Regions from separate parts of the Homo sapiens genome. Here region 2 is linked to region 1. Evidence: chromatin loops called from intact Hi-C (ENCODE). Cell type or tissue: B cell. All regions are shown on one strand. Links, peaks and the distances in the headings refer to the core of each region. The heading gives the core; the rest is flanking DNA.

Evidence for each region. Hi-C counts contacts between places; a loop is a spot of excess contacts. Peaks named below come from ENCODE experiments on the same cell type or tissue, not always from the same donor. Only the 100,000 strongest peaks of a DNase experiment are listed, where the experiment ranks them.
Region 2: it touches region 1 in a loop (7-fold over the local background); 7 of 110 quality-filtered maps call a loop at or near these places.

What each region holds. Positions count from the first base shown.
Region 1 is chr22:22,954,712-22,963,541 of GRCh38, reverse strand. No RefSeq gene overlaps it. Among named protein-coding and RNA genes, the nearest start is that of IGLL5, 71 kb to the right of the region's middle. RefSeq lists an enhancer at 8,681-8,830. In B cell, for the core only: CTCF peaks have their summits at 3,954 and 4,165 (motif pointing left); DNase peaks (open chromatin) are centred at 4,151 and 4,878.
Region 2 is chr22:23,169,512-23,178,341 of GRCh38, reverse strand. It overlaps a transcript of RSPH14 not described here. Among named protein-coding and RNA genes, the nearest start is that of BCR, 6.6 kb to the left of the region's middle. RefSeq lists a silencer at 1,387-1,486 and enhancers at 1,874-1,973, 4,066-4,360, 4,346-4,395. In B cell, for the core only: CTCF peaks have their summits at 4,032 and 4,234 (motif pointing left); a DNase peak (open chromatin) is centred at 4,231.

The sequences.
Region 1 (8,830 bases), core at 3,190-5,689:
TCTCACTTATTTATGGGATCTAAAAATCGAAGCAATTGAACACATGAAGATAGAGAGTAGAAGGATGGTTACCAGAGGATGAGATGGGGGTGGGAAGGGGAGAGGGAGGTGGGGATGGTTAATGGGTACAAAAAAGTAGTTAAAAAGAATGGATATGAATAAATTTGACAGCACAACAGAGTGACTATAGTCAGTAATAATTTAATTATACATTTAAAAATAACTAAAAGAGTGTAATTGAATTGTTTGTGACACAAAGAATAAATTCTTCAGGGGGATGGATACCCAATTTTACAAGATGTGATTATTACACATTGCAAGCCTGTGTGAAAACATCTCATGTATCCCATAAATACATATACCTGCCTAGGTACCCACCCAAATTAAAATTAAAAATTAAAAAATATTTTATTGCTAAAAATAATACAATAATAAAAGCAATGCAGTATAACAACTATTTACAGATAATTTACATGTATTAGGTATTATAAGTAATCTAGAGATGATTTAAAGTATATGGGAGAATGTGCTTAAGTTATATGCAAATACTACATTATTTTATATAAGGCACTAGAGCATCCTTAGATTTTGGTATCCTTGGGTGGTCTTGGAACTGATCTCCCAGTATCTGTACTTCATTTCTCCTCTCTAGCCTCTGTGATATTGTTGTATGTTTTACTTTACATTTGTTATAAATGTTAAATTTTAATTTATGAATGTCATTATTTCTCCTTTAAATAGTTTAATATTCTTTAAAGAGATTTAAATAATTAGGAACAAGTCTGTATATTTATCCATATAGTTTCCATTTTTGGCACCCTTCGTTACTCCTTTGTGTAGACCCAGATTTCCATGCGATGTCATTTTCTTTTTGCTTGAAGACTTTCTTTAAAAATTCTTATAGTGAAAATTCAATGATACATTCAGCTTTTGTACGTCTAAAAAATCTCAGCCTTCTTTTTCGAAAGATATTTGTGCTAGGTAAATAATTCTAGGATGAACTTTTTTCCTTTAAATTCTTTAAAGATATTGTTCCACTCTCTTCTAACTTGCATTGTGTCTTTTATTTTTTATTTTGTTGAGACAGGGTCTCACTCTGTTGCTAAGGCTGGAGTGCAGTGATGTGATTATAGCTCAGTGCAGCCTCTAACTCCTGGGCTCAAGTGATCCTCCTGCCTTAGCTTCCTGAGTAGCTAGGACTACAGTGATGCACCATCACACCAGCTAATTAAAAAAATTTTTTTTTTGTAGAGACAGGGTCTCGCTATGTTGCCCAGGTTGGTCTTGAACTCCTGGCCTCAAGTTATCCTCTCATCTCGGCCTCCCAAAGTGGTGGGATTACTGGCATGAGCCACTGTACCTGGCCACTTGCATTGTTTTTCTGAGAAATCTGCTGTCATCCTTTTCTTTGTTCTTCTGCATATAATGTATTTTTTTTCTTCTGGCCACTTAAAATTTTCTCTTAGATGAGTTGGTTTAAGAAATTTGATGATCATAGTGTGACTTGGTATGGTTTTCTTCATGTTTTTGTGATTACGGTTGGTTGAACTTTTTTAATCCGTAGGTATACAGTTTTCATCACATTAAGAAAATTTTCTGTCATTATTTTTTCAAATCCCCTCTTCTTTTTCAGAGACTTTAACCACATATATATTTTACCACTGGCATTTATCTCACAGGTCACTGATGTTCTCTTTATTTTTTTAGTCCTTTAACCCTCTGATAATTTTGTATAATTTCTACTGCTCTGCCTTCAAGTTCACTAATCTTTTCTTCTGCAGTTTCTAATCTGTCATTAATTCCATCTAGTGTATTTTTCATCACATTGTTTTCTATAAGTTTAATTTGGTTTTAGAAAAAACCTTCTGTGCATTCGCCAAAAATGTTTAATCCTTCCTCTAGTTCCTTATACATATGGAATAGTATTATAATAACTGCTTTAATGACCTTATCTATTTATTACCTATGTCAATTTTGGATCAGCTTTGACTGGCTGATATTTTCCTAACTATGGATCATATTCTTCCACTTCTTTGCCTGCATGTTAATTTGTAGTTGAATGCTAGACATTGTGCATTTTATCTTTGCAGGTGCTAGATATTTTTGTATTCTTAAGTTGTGTTCTGGTACACAGTTAAATTATTTTGAAACAGTTTAATCTATCCCCAGCTTTCTTTTAACATTTTTACATGAGACCACAACAGCATTAAGTCTATGGTTAATTTTGTCCACAGATCAGGAAGACTCCTCTGAGTACTCTACCTGATGCTTAATGAATTATGAGATTTTCTGTACTTGTTGATGAGGTCAGGCATTATTTTCAGCCCTGAATTTTCTCTGGGGATTGTTCTGTTCAATGCTTTTGGGTAGTCTTTTTCTTGGCCTCAGGTACATTCCTCATATGCATACACTGATCACTACTCAGTATAATACTTACACTCTCGTATTTGCAGAGTTCTCTTTCTGTTAAGCTCCCTCCTCTTTGGTACTCTGCCCTATGAACTCCAGCGGCCTGGGATCCCAAGCAGCTCTGTTTCTTCAACTCGGGGAGGCCAGTGGGCTGTGGTTACGTTCTCTCCTCCTTGAGCCTCAGACTGGAAACTCTCCATGCAGTAATCTGGGGCAATCGTGGGGCTCATCTTATTCATTTCTCATCTCTTATAAACCACTATCTTTCATTGCCTGATGTCCAGTGACTTAAATATTTTGTGTTGTTTTTAAAATTATTCCAGGCCTAAAAATAAATCCAGCTCCTGTTACTCCATGTTGACCAGAATGTATAATTGTTATTGCTGTTTTTTTTCTTTAAAAAACACCTTTATTGAGATGACTTATCCAATTAAACTGAGGCTCATTTGCAGGGATAGTTTTTGAGGTCAGTGTTTGAGGTTTGCTTTGACCCCAAGAGGTCTGTTTTTAGCCATGTCTTTTCCTGGTTCTCTCTGATAAACTAGCTGGCCTATGGTCTAGTTTATGTCACTAATGAACTTACCAGTTTCCTCTCAATTGCTTTTTGCCCAAGCTTCATTGTTTTGAAAGTCCCCTTAATGTTGAACTTTGTACTCATTTGCAAATAAAGTCAGTTCATTCGGGAAGGGCTTTAGAGCTCTCTATGTCCTGCCTTTCCTCTTGGGGAAATGTTTCAGGAGCTTTTGGCTATGGCTCTGGGGCTGGGTGGGGACAGTGGTAGGTAGCTACTTTCTGAGTGACACCCCTGCTTTAGGAGGTGGGTGCTTATTGGAGAGTCTATTGTATTCCCAGCTTGCTTCTCATAGCATGGAACCTCTACTTTACAAATGAGCTGGTTGATGGTGCCAGTATTCTCAGTGTGTTGCACCCAAGGCAGGGCTTTTGTCCCACAAGTAGGGGCTGAGCAAAAGAAGAGAGCCTCAACCGATTACTACAATCACCTGGAATTTAGTCTCTGCAACAGGTAGCTGGGGTGGGAAGAAAAATGCTGATGGATTTTCCTTCTTGGGAAAATACCATAGCCCTTGACTGGGAGCTGGGTGGAGACAGTGCTGTGTCCTTGGCTGTACCCACCTGGAGTGGAGTTTCTGTCACATTTTGCTGGCAGTGGGAGGAATGGAGCAGGTCGTGGTTGAAATGCCACAGACCCTCCCATTTCTTGCCAGGTTTTAATAGATGTTCTTGAATTAAATGTTTTTTTATTTGCTGTATGCCCTAAGGCCATTTCTAGAGACTTTAAATAAATACATATATCTTAAATATTTTATACACACACACAATTGCCCATTCTGGAAGTGGAAGTCCCCCGTCTCCACCCCCAGGAGGTTTTCAACACTCTAGATGTGGATGCCCAGCTGACCGCTCACTCTGCCTCCCACTGCAGGAAGACTCAAGGATAGATGCCCCAGTGAGTCAACCTCCTAGCTTCTTTTCAAATTCAAACAATCTTTTCTCTAGCCACACCTTGGTTCATAGGCTAAAACCCTTGTTACTTGGATTTGACCTTTTTGAGAATTTTTGGAGCGTGCACAGTCTTGTTGAACCCTAATGCAACCAAGTAGTTGTGTAGTTCTCTTCTAGGGTCAGATTCACTCTCATCAGATAATGTGTGGACCCGGGAAACAAATTATCTGTACATGCTGGCCGTCTCCCTGCATTTCCGCCACCTGGTGGGCAATTTTCACATGGACTGCCTTGAATCTGGATTATATTTGGTGGTCTCTGGCACCCTCCGGTGATGAGATATTTTAGCCCTGTGTTTTGTGGTAGTTTGACCGTATTTCATTTGTGATGAAGTGATTTTTGACCTGTATAACTGCTTTACAAGGAAACACACTTGGAGCTTGTTCACTGAGGGGCTGGAATAGTCAATCTGCATCCATGTCCACAGGCTGTTGGCTGGCATTTCTTCGGTGATGAGTCTGGTTTAGCCTCATTGTGAGAACATGCAAGGTGTGTGCATCCCTGGGTCTCTAGTTTAGTGTTCCTTCCAGGTCTTGGGCACCTATCCCAGCAGATCTTGGTGGCAATCATGAAGGATATCCTGGGGACATCACAACATAGTCCTCTCCCAGTTTTGCTGGCCAGCAGTGAAAAGACCGAGAGGCTGCTTTCGGGTCTTGTTTTTACAACTAGACCTTCGAAAGACATAAAGCATCTGTGTCCCTGCTTTGTAAGGTTCCAATCACCCCAGATCTTTTTCTTCATCCCCATGAGCAGTGGGGGGTCACGTTAACAATTTGGATCCAGTTATTCTCAGCAGCTAATGTCCTTCCAGCAGAGAGGGCGGACGCTGGGACTGTCCCATCATCGATGTTCCTCCAGCTCAGCCATCTTCTGGCTGCTGGACCAGATTGTCTGACTTTATTACCCAAGGGCTGAAAGGCTTATTGTCCCTGTGGCCACTTGGAAGCTTATGATCTTTGACTCCTGAGCTGTATTCTGTCATCCATTTAGCATAATATAGCGATCAGTCCAAGGACTCCAGTTCCTTATTTTACTTGTGAAGGATCATTTAGAAAAAAAATTCAACCTCCTTAGCAGTAGTTTGTCCTGGAATGTTGGTTTTATTAATAATTACTGTGGGTTACACCTCCCCTGCCTTCTCACCTTCTTTGAGGTTTCCCACATGAAAACCCCTGACACTGACTGAGGGATGGTCAGATTTTTAAAAATGTGACATTGGGGTTTTGAGGACCAGCATTCACGTCCATCCTGTATGAGGCCATCCTTGAAGTCAGAAGTTTTCCACTCTGAACCATCATTAGAGGAGTCATCGCTATGGTGACATGATGGTTTTCTCTCTTTCCATGAACTTGGAGATGGGGAATTATTTGAAAAGATAGAGAGCTGAGTGTCCAACCTCACTCTGGTCATATGACGTCTCTAGGGGAGCAAAGGCTAAAGGAAATTGGTTTCCTCCTTGCTGTGCAATGCACTAGCTTTTGGACACATGGCTGTCCTGTCACTTTTTACTGGAGCTAGGCCCGAGGCATTTGCAGGAGTGTAATTTATTTGGCCCCAAGCTGTGACACGTTCTGGGTCCACCGGAAATTCTTGATTTCTTTTATACTCTGCTGGGCGGGCTTCTCTAGGGTACTTATTCTAGGAATAAATCTCACGAATCTTTGTGGGCTTTGAAGTCCACATTGCTCCTTGGAGAGGAGAGAGCATCTGCATCCATTCTTTGCTCACCCACCACCCCCGAAGTGGCCATTCCAAAGAAAGCTGCCTGTGTTCTCACTGGCTGATATCTATCCCCATTTTAACCTGATTTAGATGGGGCTGACCAGCATTTATGGTTTGGTCACAACGCTTGCCTTCTGCAGTTCCCTGTGGCAGCTGACTGTTTGCATTCTGCAAGATGAATGCCTGAAGGCTTCATTTGACTTCATTTGATTGAAGGTCTATCATAGTAGCAGTTCGGAGATGACCTTCATTTCCATGCCATCTTTTGATGCTGAGATATTGTGTCAACCAGGGTAGACTCAGGAGGCAAACCACACCAGTAATTTGAACAGGGATTTTTTCAGAGTTGTTAAACTATAAAGAGTGGTGAGCTCATGAAAAGGATAAAGCAGGACTGTACAACGTTCATGAGTAGCAGATTCAGAAAGCAGCTACCGACTCACGCGGAGTGAGTGAAGGAACTAAGAGCTTGAGAATGGGACCCCAGGCAAGGCTGAGATTCAGACTTTTCCAGGAGAGCATGGTTTTGCTGTGAGCTGTAGCCTGCCAGAGGCCAAGACGCTTGCCAGAGAGTGTGAGCAGAAGCTGGTCCATGGAAGGGCCTATCATTGCCCAGGGGTATGTGGGTGGGCTGGTGCAGGTCTGGAGGATCAGCCCCAGGGTGGAAAGGTGATTGCCTGAGGATGCAGTAGGAGCTTGTCTGTAGAAGCAGCAGCCAGGGACTTTATATTTGCACAGATAATCTTTTCACACATTGCCCTTTTAGGGATATGGAAAGTAGAGTCCTGGGCTAAACAGATGCCTTCTTTAACAGTTCACTATGGAAGCTGGATGTGGTGGCTCATGCCTGTAATCCCAGCACTTTGGGAGGCCAAGGTGGGAGGATTCCTTGAGGCCAGGAGTTCGAGACCAGCTTAGGCAAATAATGAGATTCCCCATCTCTACAAAAAATACAAAAATTAGCTAAGTGTGGTGGTGTGTGCATGTAGTCCCGGCTACTCAGGAGGCTGAGGCAGGAGGATCACTTGAGCCCAGGAGTCTGAGATTGCAGGGAGCTATGGATGCACTGCTGCTCTCTAGCCTGGGTGATACAGGGAGACCCTGTCTCAAGAAAAGGAATACACTATGGAAAAGGAGGTGAACGTTCGGTGGTCAGCAGCCTGTTGCTGCCATAGGGGGTTTTAGTGGCCAAAGGCTAAGTGTAATGGCTTTGCTATTGCAGGGGCCACCCTCACTTCCCCGCCTATCCTACCATAGGCTGAGATATTTAGGCCACTGAGATTCTGCACACAAGTCTTACACACAGAATCAGAAGGAAATTGACCAAAGAAAGGCCCTGAGATGGTTGTCCAAATTCCAGGAGGAAGCGCTCATGGTGAACCAGTGCTCTGGTCACACTAGCTGAGTAACTCTTGTTCTAGGAGTGCTGTGGTGACTGCTTTGGGTTGAGGGACGCTTCTGATAATTCTCAACCAGGGGTAAGGCAAGGGGTCTGCAGGCAGGCAGTGGGAATGACTGCTGTACGAGGTCACTGCTTATTCCAACACCAGGAGCCATGCCACTCTACCCCAGCTGCCACAGGAAGGGAGACCTGCAGGCTGCCCATGTAGGAACTCCCCAGGCATTGAGTTTTTGCTGGAGTTGATGGGTCCCAGGGTTGGTTGAGGAAGAGGACAGGAACCTTTCGTGGGGGTGCTGGTGGGAGAAGAGGGGTGTTTCTTGTTTTCCCATACTCTAGGCCCTTCTCTACATGGTCTGGGATTTGCTTGACTTTGCCACCAGATGTCGCTGTCTACTTGTACAGAAGCACGGGGAGGCGACTACAGCCTGCCCAGAACTGAGAATTAAGAAACAGGGTTGCAAAAAGCCCAGTGGTGTCCCGCAACTGGCTTGCACCAGCTCAGGAGAGCTGATGATTTAAGAGCATCTCTTCCCAACTCTGTGTTCAGTGGGGCACCTTGGTAGCTTGAAATCAGCCATGGTGGGATTATTTATACCATGGAAATGGGCAAATGCTACAAATTAGGACTCCCACCGCCCTTGCTACTCTGTTAGTTGTTAAACTTTTCCCAGCACACCAGTGGGCACAGTGACCATTTAATGACAAGGATTGGGAAACTAAGGCTCAGGCAGTTTATTGAATTAGTCACATAACTGGAAAAGAACTCTGTGTGTGAAGCGCTGTGTTAGAGAAAACAAGAGTGAACAAGTCCTTTTCGTCTGCCCAGTCACAGGAGGGAGACTCAATATCTAACTGCAGTGGAGGACTGCCCTGGTGTCTGGCCCACGCATGCTGCCTGCCTGGGTTAGTTGAGAGCTGTAAAGGAGGGTTGTAGTAAGAGCTGCGTGGTGCAAATGGAAAAGTCTGCTGATATCAAGTGTGGTAAAGAGTTAGAGAAACAGAACCCACACATTGCTAGTAGGGTGTAAATTCATCAGCCACATTAGAGGGCAGTAAAACTGAAAATGTGCATTCCTCCTGATCCAGCAGTCCTGCCTCTGGGTATTATCTGGAAGATCTTATTTGCTAATTCCTGCATTACTTGTGGTAGCAAAAAGCTGGAAACAGCCTAAATGCTGTTTAGTCGATATATATATATATATATAAATGTATCACTATATATGTGGTGGTACATATCTATAAAGAGCCTAAATGTGTAATATATAGATGTGCCACACTATCTATTTATAGTGTGTAGAAAGTATATATAGTATATATGTATATATAGTATATATATGTAGCGATACATATACATATATACACACACATATATATATGGCCTAAAAGCCTAATATATAAATGTACACTATATATATATATATATATATATATATATATATATATATATATATATATATGGCTTCTGTGCGGAATAAAAAGAAAGGACAGCAGGGAAACAGGAAAGCACCTTCTCGCCGCGGTGGCCTCGCAGCTTCCCCCAGGTGCTCTCTTTTGGCAAAGCCTAACATTGCAGCGGCGGGCAAAGGAGGGCGCTGTTTACCAGCCGGCTTCCTAGAGCTTGCGAGAAAGGGGCAATTTGCAGCTAGAACATTCCGCTGATAACTGGCAGAGTTCACCCGCTTTCCTACTTAGCTTCCGTATTTATCTTTCTACACACATTTGAACTTCTGAGGAACCAAAAAACAACTCTGTTTCCGTCTAATAAGAAGC
Region 2 (8,830 bases), core at 2,975-5,474, 220 kb before region 1:
TGGGTTCAAGTGATTCTGCTGCCTCAGCCTCCCAAGTAGCTGGAATTACAGGCGCCTGCCATCACGCCCAGCTAGTTTTTTGTATTTTTAGTAGAGACGGGGTTTCACTGTGTTGGCCAGGCTGGTCTTGAACTCCTGACCTCGTGATCTGCCCGCCTTGGCCTCCTGTAGTGCTGGAATTACAGGTGTGAGCCACTGCACCCAGCCCTCAATGGCCTCTTCTTTAAAATGGGTATGATAAAGGCAGGCACAGTGGCCCATGCCTGTAATCCTGGTGTTTTGGGAGGCCGAGGCAGGAGTATCGCTTGAGCCCAGGAGTTCAAGACCAGCCTGGGCAACATAGTGAGACTCCATCTCTACAAAAAAATTTAAAAATTAGCCTGGCATGGTGCCTCGTGCCTGTAGTTCTACCTGCTCAGGAGGCTGGGGTGGGAGGATTGCACTGAGCCTGGGAATTTGAGGCTTCAGTGAGCTAGGATCACGCCACTGCACTCCAGCCTGGGTAACAGAGCAAGACCCTGTCTCTAAGTAAACTCTGAAGCTGTTTAGTTTGAGTTTGCATGCTCTGTTCTCTTGGCATAGCAAATGGCTTTTTGTTAGGCACAAGGACACGTCCAGATAGTGGCTTTCTCCCTTGTGGGACAGCCTCTTCTGGCCCCAAGGACACTGTTCTCTCCTCAGGACTTCCCTGAAAGCACCCCTATCCTGAGCCTCTGGGCCTTTCCTGTAGAGTTTTCTTATCATCCATCCCTCCCTAGGGAGGAATGCAGCAGGGCATGGGCATGGGCATGGGGTTTAGACACACATAACACTCTGTAATCCCCCACTCAGTGTCTGTTCCAACTAGATCTAAACTCTGCAAGGTCACAGACCTGTTTGTCTTGTTCCCCTATGTCTCTCATATAGTGAGCTCAGAGTAAGTGCTCAACCAGGTCTGGTGGAATGAGGAACCAGATGTGTGCATGGCCTGGAGGGCAGATAGGTCACCGAGAGCGATGCCTGTGTATGGGGGAGGAAGTGATAAGGCATTCACAGCCCGGCTATAGCAAAGGTGTGTGTGTCCTGTGGGAGAAGGCACAGTTCGGGGAAAGGCTTGCCAGGGGAGGTGATGCCTGAGCTGGTCCTAAGGACAAGGACCAGGTAGGCAAAGGACAAGGAGGCTTCAAAGTTCTGTTTGAGGAGCAGCCAGGTTGGGAGATGAGGCTGGTGTAGGCAGTAGGAAGTGGGATCAGAGGTGAGGCAGGGCCTTGTAGGCCTGCACAAAGTTTGGGTTTTATTCTAAATGCAAGGAAAAGCTGCTCAAAGGTTCTAGACCTGCACTGTCCGATAGAACTTGCCAGTACCATGGGCATGTTCTGTAATCTGTGCTGCACAATGTGGCAGCCACGAGCTGCCCCGTGTGATTACTGAGCATCTGAAACGTGGCTGGGGCAGCTGAAGAACTGAATGTTTGGTTTCGTGTTAGTGAGTTTCAATGGCCACCGTGGCTGCTGTACTCAACCGCACAGGAAGCGGGGTGACTTGCTGGGGTCTGTTGCATGGAAGGTTGGGCGTGGGAGGTGGGAGTAGGGGGAGTGGTTGGGGATTGTGGCAATTGTTTATGAGGAAGGCATTGGTGACCCAGAATAGGGCAGAAGCAAGGTACCCCAGAGAAGGGGTTAGAATTCAGGAGCATTCTGGAAGTAAAACTCATGGGACTTGTAGATGGAGTGGGTGTGGGGAATGAGGGATGTTGGGGTGATCAGACCCAACACCAGGCCGTGGGGGCGACAAAGTCTGGCGGAGTCAAAGGAGTGAGAAAAGGCAAGAGAGAAAGTGGGACCAGGGGGCCAACGCTAGTATAGAGGCTGCAAAGGCCTCTAGCCCTAGGAGCCTATGCTATTTATTGGTGATCAAACAAAGAAACAGGTGGTGAGGATGTGGGGATTGAAAGGAAGCGGTGTATCAAGCAAATGAGCTACAGCTGTGACAGTTTAGCATTTTCTTTGAAACATATGGCTACTTGAGATAATGAGAGTGCTAGAAGGAAGGAGCCAGCAAGTCTAGCAGACATGCAAGCCCTGCCTCAGCTTCTCTCCCCACACCCAGCTTTTCCCCAACAGAGGGAGGCCAGCTCATGGGGATGACTTTGGGATGGTGACTGCAACAGGCAAGCAGAGGTGCCTGCACAGGGCTTCAGGTCCGCATAGCCCATCCATGAGCAGGCATCAGGCAGAGGGTGACCCTGTTGCACCAAGGAGCAATGAAGACCTCAGAGAGAAAGTGGAGTGTTGCCAGTGAATCGATGTTGTTTGTTGCCACGGGGCTGGAGACTCTCCCCCTGCCTGCGTGAGGCTGGGTGGAGAAGGGACAGTTACTGGACTAGGGGGGAAGTAGAGGCAGAGGGACTGAGAAGGGACTGGCCAGGGAGATGATGGGGACCCTGGAGTCTGAGCGGAGAAGACTCAGTGAAGAAGGCAGAGCCTCATGCTGATAGCTGCTGTTCCCTCAGTGGGAAGGATGCTAGCTGAGTCTGGCATCATGAGGCCGGCAGGGCAGAGGTGGGCCCTGGAACTTGGCTGCAGAAGCTGGAGGCTGGATGGGCCCTGAGCGCTACCCCAGGAGCCTTCTGAGGGGTTCAGCAGGAGGAGGGGGCTTCACCAAGGGCTCCACAGCTGTCTATGAGCAGTGGGTGACATTTATTTTCTAAATCATCATGCTTTTCTAAATTCTTCATAATAAAACGCCTATCTATGGCTCACGCCTGTAATCCCAGCACTTTGGGAGGCTAGGCGGGCGGGTCACTTGAGGTCAGGAGTTTAAGATCAGACTGGCCAATATGGTGAAACCCTGTCTCTACCAAAAATATAAAAATTAGCTGGGCATGGTGACTCCAGAGGCGGAGGCTGGAGAATTGCTTGGATCCAGTAGGCGGAGGTTGCAGTGAGGGGAGATTACGCCACTGCACTCCAGCCTGGGTGATGGAGTGAGACTCTGTCTCAAGAAAAAACAAACAAACAAGCCAACCCACCTATCTTTTGTAATTTAAAAAAAAATAGATTTTTTGCCAAGTGCCGTGGCTGACGCCTGTAATCCCAGCACTTTGGGAGGCCGAGGCGGGCAGATCATGAGGTCAGGATATCGAGACCATTCTGGCTAACACGGTGAAACCCCGACTCTACTAAAAATACAAAAACAAATTAGCCGGGTGTGGTGGTGGGCGTCTGTAGTCCCAGCTACTCGGAGGCTGAGGCAGGAGAATGGCGTGAACCCAGGAGGCGGAGCTTGTAGTGAGCCAAGATTGCGTCACTGCACTCCAGCCTGGGTGACAGAGCGAGACTCTGTCTGAAAAAAAAAAAAAATTTTTTTTTTACAATCTTTTTTTCTTTTTTTTTGAGACGGAGTTTTGCTCTTGTTGCCCAGGCTGCAGTGCAATGGCGTGATCTCAGCTCACCACAACCTCCGCTTCCCGGTTCAAGCAATTCTCCTGCCTCAGCCTCCCGAGTAGCTGGGATTACAGGCATGCACCACCATTCCTGGCTAATTTTGTATTTTTAGTAGAAACGGGGTTTCTCCATGTTGGTCAGGCTGGTTGCGAACTCCCAACCTCAGGGGATCCACCTGCCTCAGCCTCCCAAAGTACTGGGATTACAGGCGTGAGCCACCACACTCAGCTTTTTTTTTTTTTACAACTTTATTGAAGTATAATTGAAGTGTCATAAACTGCGCATAAGGAGTGCGATTTGATGAGTGTTGACATCTGTGTATACTTTGAAGCCATCGCCACAATTAGATAACAAGTATTTCCAGCATCCCCAATCCATATTATGTTTTTAAATCTCGAAACTAAAATATAACAGAGAAGTGGGGTTTTTGGTGATGTTCCCCCTCAATTTCCCTTGTTCTCTGAGTGTGGTTACATGATTCTATTATTTATTTATTTACTTATATATTTTTTGAGATGGGGGTCTCGCTCTGTGACCCATGCTGGAGTGCATTATTGCAATCCTAGCTCACTGCAGCCTTAGACGCCTGGGCTTAAGTGATCCTCCTAACTCAGCTCCCCGAAGTGCTGGGATTACAGGCGTGAGCCACAGTGCCCAGCCTAGAAGTAATTTTAAAATCAAAACACACACACACACCGTCACACACCCTCAGCAGCAGCCCAAGTGGTTCCTAGGCCCCAAGCAAAAGTTCCAGCAAACCCCTCCCGGAGGCCACCCTTTCCCTTTACTGGAAGAACAGGCTGGGACCCAACCGCCCCCTCTGCTGGAGACAATGCAGAACTTCTCATGCCTCAAAGCCCTGGGGATGGAAAGCATGCAGGTGTCAGTCAACAGATGAAAGAATAGAGGCTGGGCACAGTGGCTCACACCTGTAATCCCAGCACTTTGGGAGGCCGAGGAGGGTGGATCATTTGAGGTCAGGAGTTCAAGACCAGCCTGACCAACATGGCGAAACCCTGTCTCTACTAAAAATATGAAAAAGTTAGCCTGGTGTGGTGGCGCATGCCTGTAGTCCCAGCTACTCAGGAGGCTGAGGCAAGAGAATCGCTGGAACCCAGGAGATGGACGTTTGCAGTGAGCCAAGATCGTGCTGCTGCACTCCAGCCTAGGTGACAGAGCGAGACTCCGTCTCAAAATAAATAAATAGTAAATAATAACGGAGAAGAAGTTTGAGACCAGCCTGGGCACCATAGTGAGACCCCATCTCTAAAAAAAAAAAACAAAAAACAAAAAACCAAAAATAAAAAAATTACCTGAGCATTGTGGCATGTGTCTGTAGTCCCAGCTACTCTGGAGGCTGAGGTGGAAGGATTGCTTGAGCCAGGGAGGTTGAAGTTTTAGTGAGCTATGATCATACCCCTGCACTCCAGCCTGGGCGACAGAGTGAGACCCTGTCTCAAATTAAATAAATAAATGAAAAGAAGGCCAGGCACAGTGGCTGATGCCTGTAATCTCAGAACTTTGGGAGGCCGAGGCGGGCGGCTCACGAGGTCAGGAGATCGAGATCATCCTGGCTAACATGTTGAAACCCCATCTCTGCTAAAAATACAAAAAATTAGCTGGGCATGGTGGCAGGCACCTGTAGTCCCAGCTATTTGGGAGGCTGAGGCAGGAGAATGGCGTGAACCTGGAAGGCGGAGCTTGCAGTGAGCGGAGATCGCGCCACTGCACTCCAGCCTGGGTGACAGAGCGAGACTCCGTCTCAAAGAAAAAAAAGAAAAAAAGAAAGAAAGAAACTGTGGTACATCCAGACAATGGAATATTAATCAGCACTAAAAAGAAAGGAGCTGACAAGCCATGGAAAAACATGGAGGAAACTTAAATGCCTATTACCATATGAAAAGACACTATTCTGAAAAGGCTACATACTGTATGATTCCAAATATATGACATTCTTTTTTTTTTTTTAGATGCAGTCTCGTTCTGTACCCCAGGCTGGAGTGCAGTGGGGCGATCTCGGCTCACTGCAAGTTCCGCCTCCTGGGTTCATGCCATTCTCCTGCCTCAGCCTCCCGAGTAGCTGGGACTACAGGCGCCTGCCACCACACCCGGCTAATTTTTTGTATTTTTAGTAGAGATGGGGTTTCACCGTGTTAGCCAGGATGGTCTCGATCTCCTGACCTCACAATCCACCCTGCCTCGGCCTCCCAAAGTGCTGGGATTAAAGGTGTGAGCCACCGTGCCCAGTCTTTTTTTTTTTTTTTGAGACGGATTCTTGCTCCGCCTCCTGGGTTCATACCATTTCCTGCCTCAGCCTCCCAAGTAGCTGGGACTACAGGCACCCACTACCGCGCCTGGCTAATTTTTTGTATTTTTTTAGTAGAGATGGGGTTTCACCATGGTCTTGATCTCCTGACCTCGTGATCTGCCCGCCTCGGCCTCCCAAAGTGCTGGGATTACAGGCTGAGCCACTGCACCTGGCCTTTTTTTTTTTTTTTTTTGAGACAGAATCTCGCTCTGTCACCCAGGCTGGAGTACAATGGTGTGATCTTGGCTCACAGCAACCTCCACCTCCCGGATTCAAGCAGTTCTCCCACCTCAGCCTCCCAAGTAGCTGGGACTATACGCGCACCATCACTATAGGCAGAGATTGTAGTGAGCCATGATAGTGCCACTGCACTCCAGAGGGGCAACAGAACCAGACGCTGTCTGAAAAAGAAAAAAATGAAATGAAATATTGTACTGATAAATGCTACAACATGGATGAGCCTTGAAAACATTATGCTAAGTGAAAGAAGCAGTCACAAAAAGCCACATATTGTATGATTCCATTTGTATGTCTTATTCTTACAGAATCAGTTTATGATGGCAATTGTTTTAACAGATGGATATAAAATGCATTAAGGAAGGGTGCTTTTTAACAATTTTTGTTTCTTCTTCCTGGTAACCAGGTGCTTGAGGACTGGCCTGTTAGATAGGAAGCTGACTACAGATATGTGCCACCGATCCTGGCTTCCACTTTTTCACTGTTGTCAATAACATTGCTTGTTTTTTTTTTTTTGTTTTTTTTTTTTGAGACAGAGTTTTGCTCTTGTTGCCCAGGCTGGAGTGCAATGGCAAGATCTCAGCTCACCGCAATCTCTACCTCCCAGTTTCAAGCGATTCTCTTGCCTCAGCCTCCCGAGTAGCTGAGATTACAGGCACGTGCCACCACGCCTGGCTAATTTTGTATTTTTAGTAGAGACGGGGTTTCACCATGTTGATCAGGCTGGTCTCAAACTCCTGACCTCAGGTGATCCACCCCCACTGCCTCTCAAGGTGCTGGGATTACAGGTGTGAGCCACCGCGCTCAGCATGAATAATATTACTTGAATGTGTATGTACATGTATACAATGGACTGAATGTTTGTGTCCCCCAAAATTTGTATGTTGAAATTCTAGCTGGGCATTGTGGTACACACTTGTAGTTCCAGCTACTCCAGAGGCTGAGGTGGGAGGGTTGCTTGAATCTAGGAGTTCTGGGCTTTAGTGCACTATGCCTGTCAGGTGTCTGCACTAAGTTCAGCATCAGTATGATGACTTCCTGGGTCATCAACATGATGACCATCAGGTTTCCTAAGGAGGAGTGAACCTGCCCAGGTAGAAAGTGTAGGCCAGGCTCAGTGGCTCACGCCTGTAATCCCAGCACTTTGGGAGGCCACAGTGGGTGGATCATGAGGTCAGGAGATTGAGACCATCCTGGCCAACATGGTGAAACCTTGTCTCTACTAAAAATACAAAAATTGGCTGGGCGTGGTGGTGCACGCCTGTAGTCCCAGCTACTCAGGAGGCTGAGGCAGGAGGATCGCTTGAACCCGGGAGGCAGAGGCCGCAGTGAGCCAAGATTGCACTACTGCACTCCAGCCTGGGGACAGAGTGAGACTCCACCTTGAAAAAAAAAGAAGAAAAAAGAAAGTGCAACAGGCTAAAACTTCTGTGCCAATCAGTAGTGGGATTGTGCCTGTGAATAGCCACAGCACGCCAGCCTGGGGAACATAGTCAGACCCCATCTCTAAGTGGGAAATATGTAGGTATATATATATATATATATATGAAATTCTAACCCTCAATGTGCCTCGGAGGTAGTTAAGTCCTGGGTGGAGTCCTCGTGAATGGGATTAGTGGCCTTATTTATTTATTTATTTTGAGGTGGAGTCTCGCTCTGTCACCAGGCTGGAGTGCAGTGGCATGATCTCAGCTCACTGCAACCTCCGCCTCCTGGGTTCAAGCAATTCTTCTGCCTCAGCTTCCCGAGTAGCTGGGACTACAGGTGCTCACCACCACGCCCGGCTAATTTGTTTTTTTTTCACCATGTTGCCCAAGCTTCTCTCAAACTCCTGAGCTCAGGCAGTCTGTCCGCCTCGGCCTGCCAAAGTGCTAGGATTACAGGTGTGAGCCACTGTGCCTGGCTGGGATTAGTGGCCTTTTAAAGGAACCCTGAAGAGCGCTCTCAAATTCTTTTTGCTATGTGAGGATACAGTGAGAATTCTACAGTTTGTGACCTAGAAAAGGGCCCTTGCCAGAATCCAACCGTGTTGGCACCCTGATCTGGAACTTCCAGCCTCCGGGACTGTGAGAAATAAATTTCTGTTGTTCTAAAAACCACCTAGACTATGGCAGGCTCCCACTAAGGCAATGTACTTGTTTGAGTCTGCTTTCAGTTCTTTGGAGGATATACCTAGGAACGGTATATTTCTGGGCCATGTCATGTGACAATTCTATGTTTTACTTTTTGGGGAACTGCACAGGTGGCTTTTTCTTTTTTTGCTTTTTTTTTTTTTTTTAAAGGGTCTTGTTCAGTTGCTTAGGAGGGAGTGCAGTGGCACAATCTCAGCTCTCTGCAGTCTCAAGCTTCTGGGCCCAAGCGATCCTTCCACCTCAGCCTCACAAGTAGCTGGGACTACAGGCACACACCACCATGCCCAGCTAATTTTTATAGTTTTTGTAGAGACAGTTTTGCCATGTTGCCCTGTTCTCGAATTCCTGAGCTCAAGCGATCCGCCCACCTCCACCTCCCAAAGTGCCAGAATTACAGGTGTGCACCACCGCACCCAGCCAAGGTACCTTTTTCTAATTCACCCAAAGGCCCCTTGTGGGTGGGTGCAATGGCTCTGCTCATGAGGGTCACACAGTCTTCAGGGGTCCTATCCAACCAGCCCTCACCAGGGGGCCAGCCTGGAACTGAGGTCCTTCAGCGTGATTTCTTTCCACCTCCCCAGCCATTACCCCAACAAGAGGCAGGGAAACGGGCTCAGAGAGTGACCTCCCCAAGTCACATAGCAATAACTGGGGGCCCAGACTTGAGCCCAACCTCCTGAGTCACAATCAGTACCATCAGGCAAGACATTGTAGATGGCTGGGCTTTC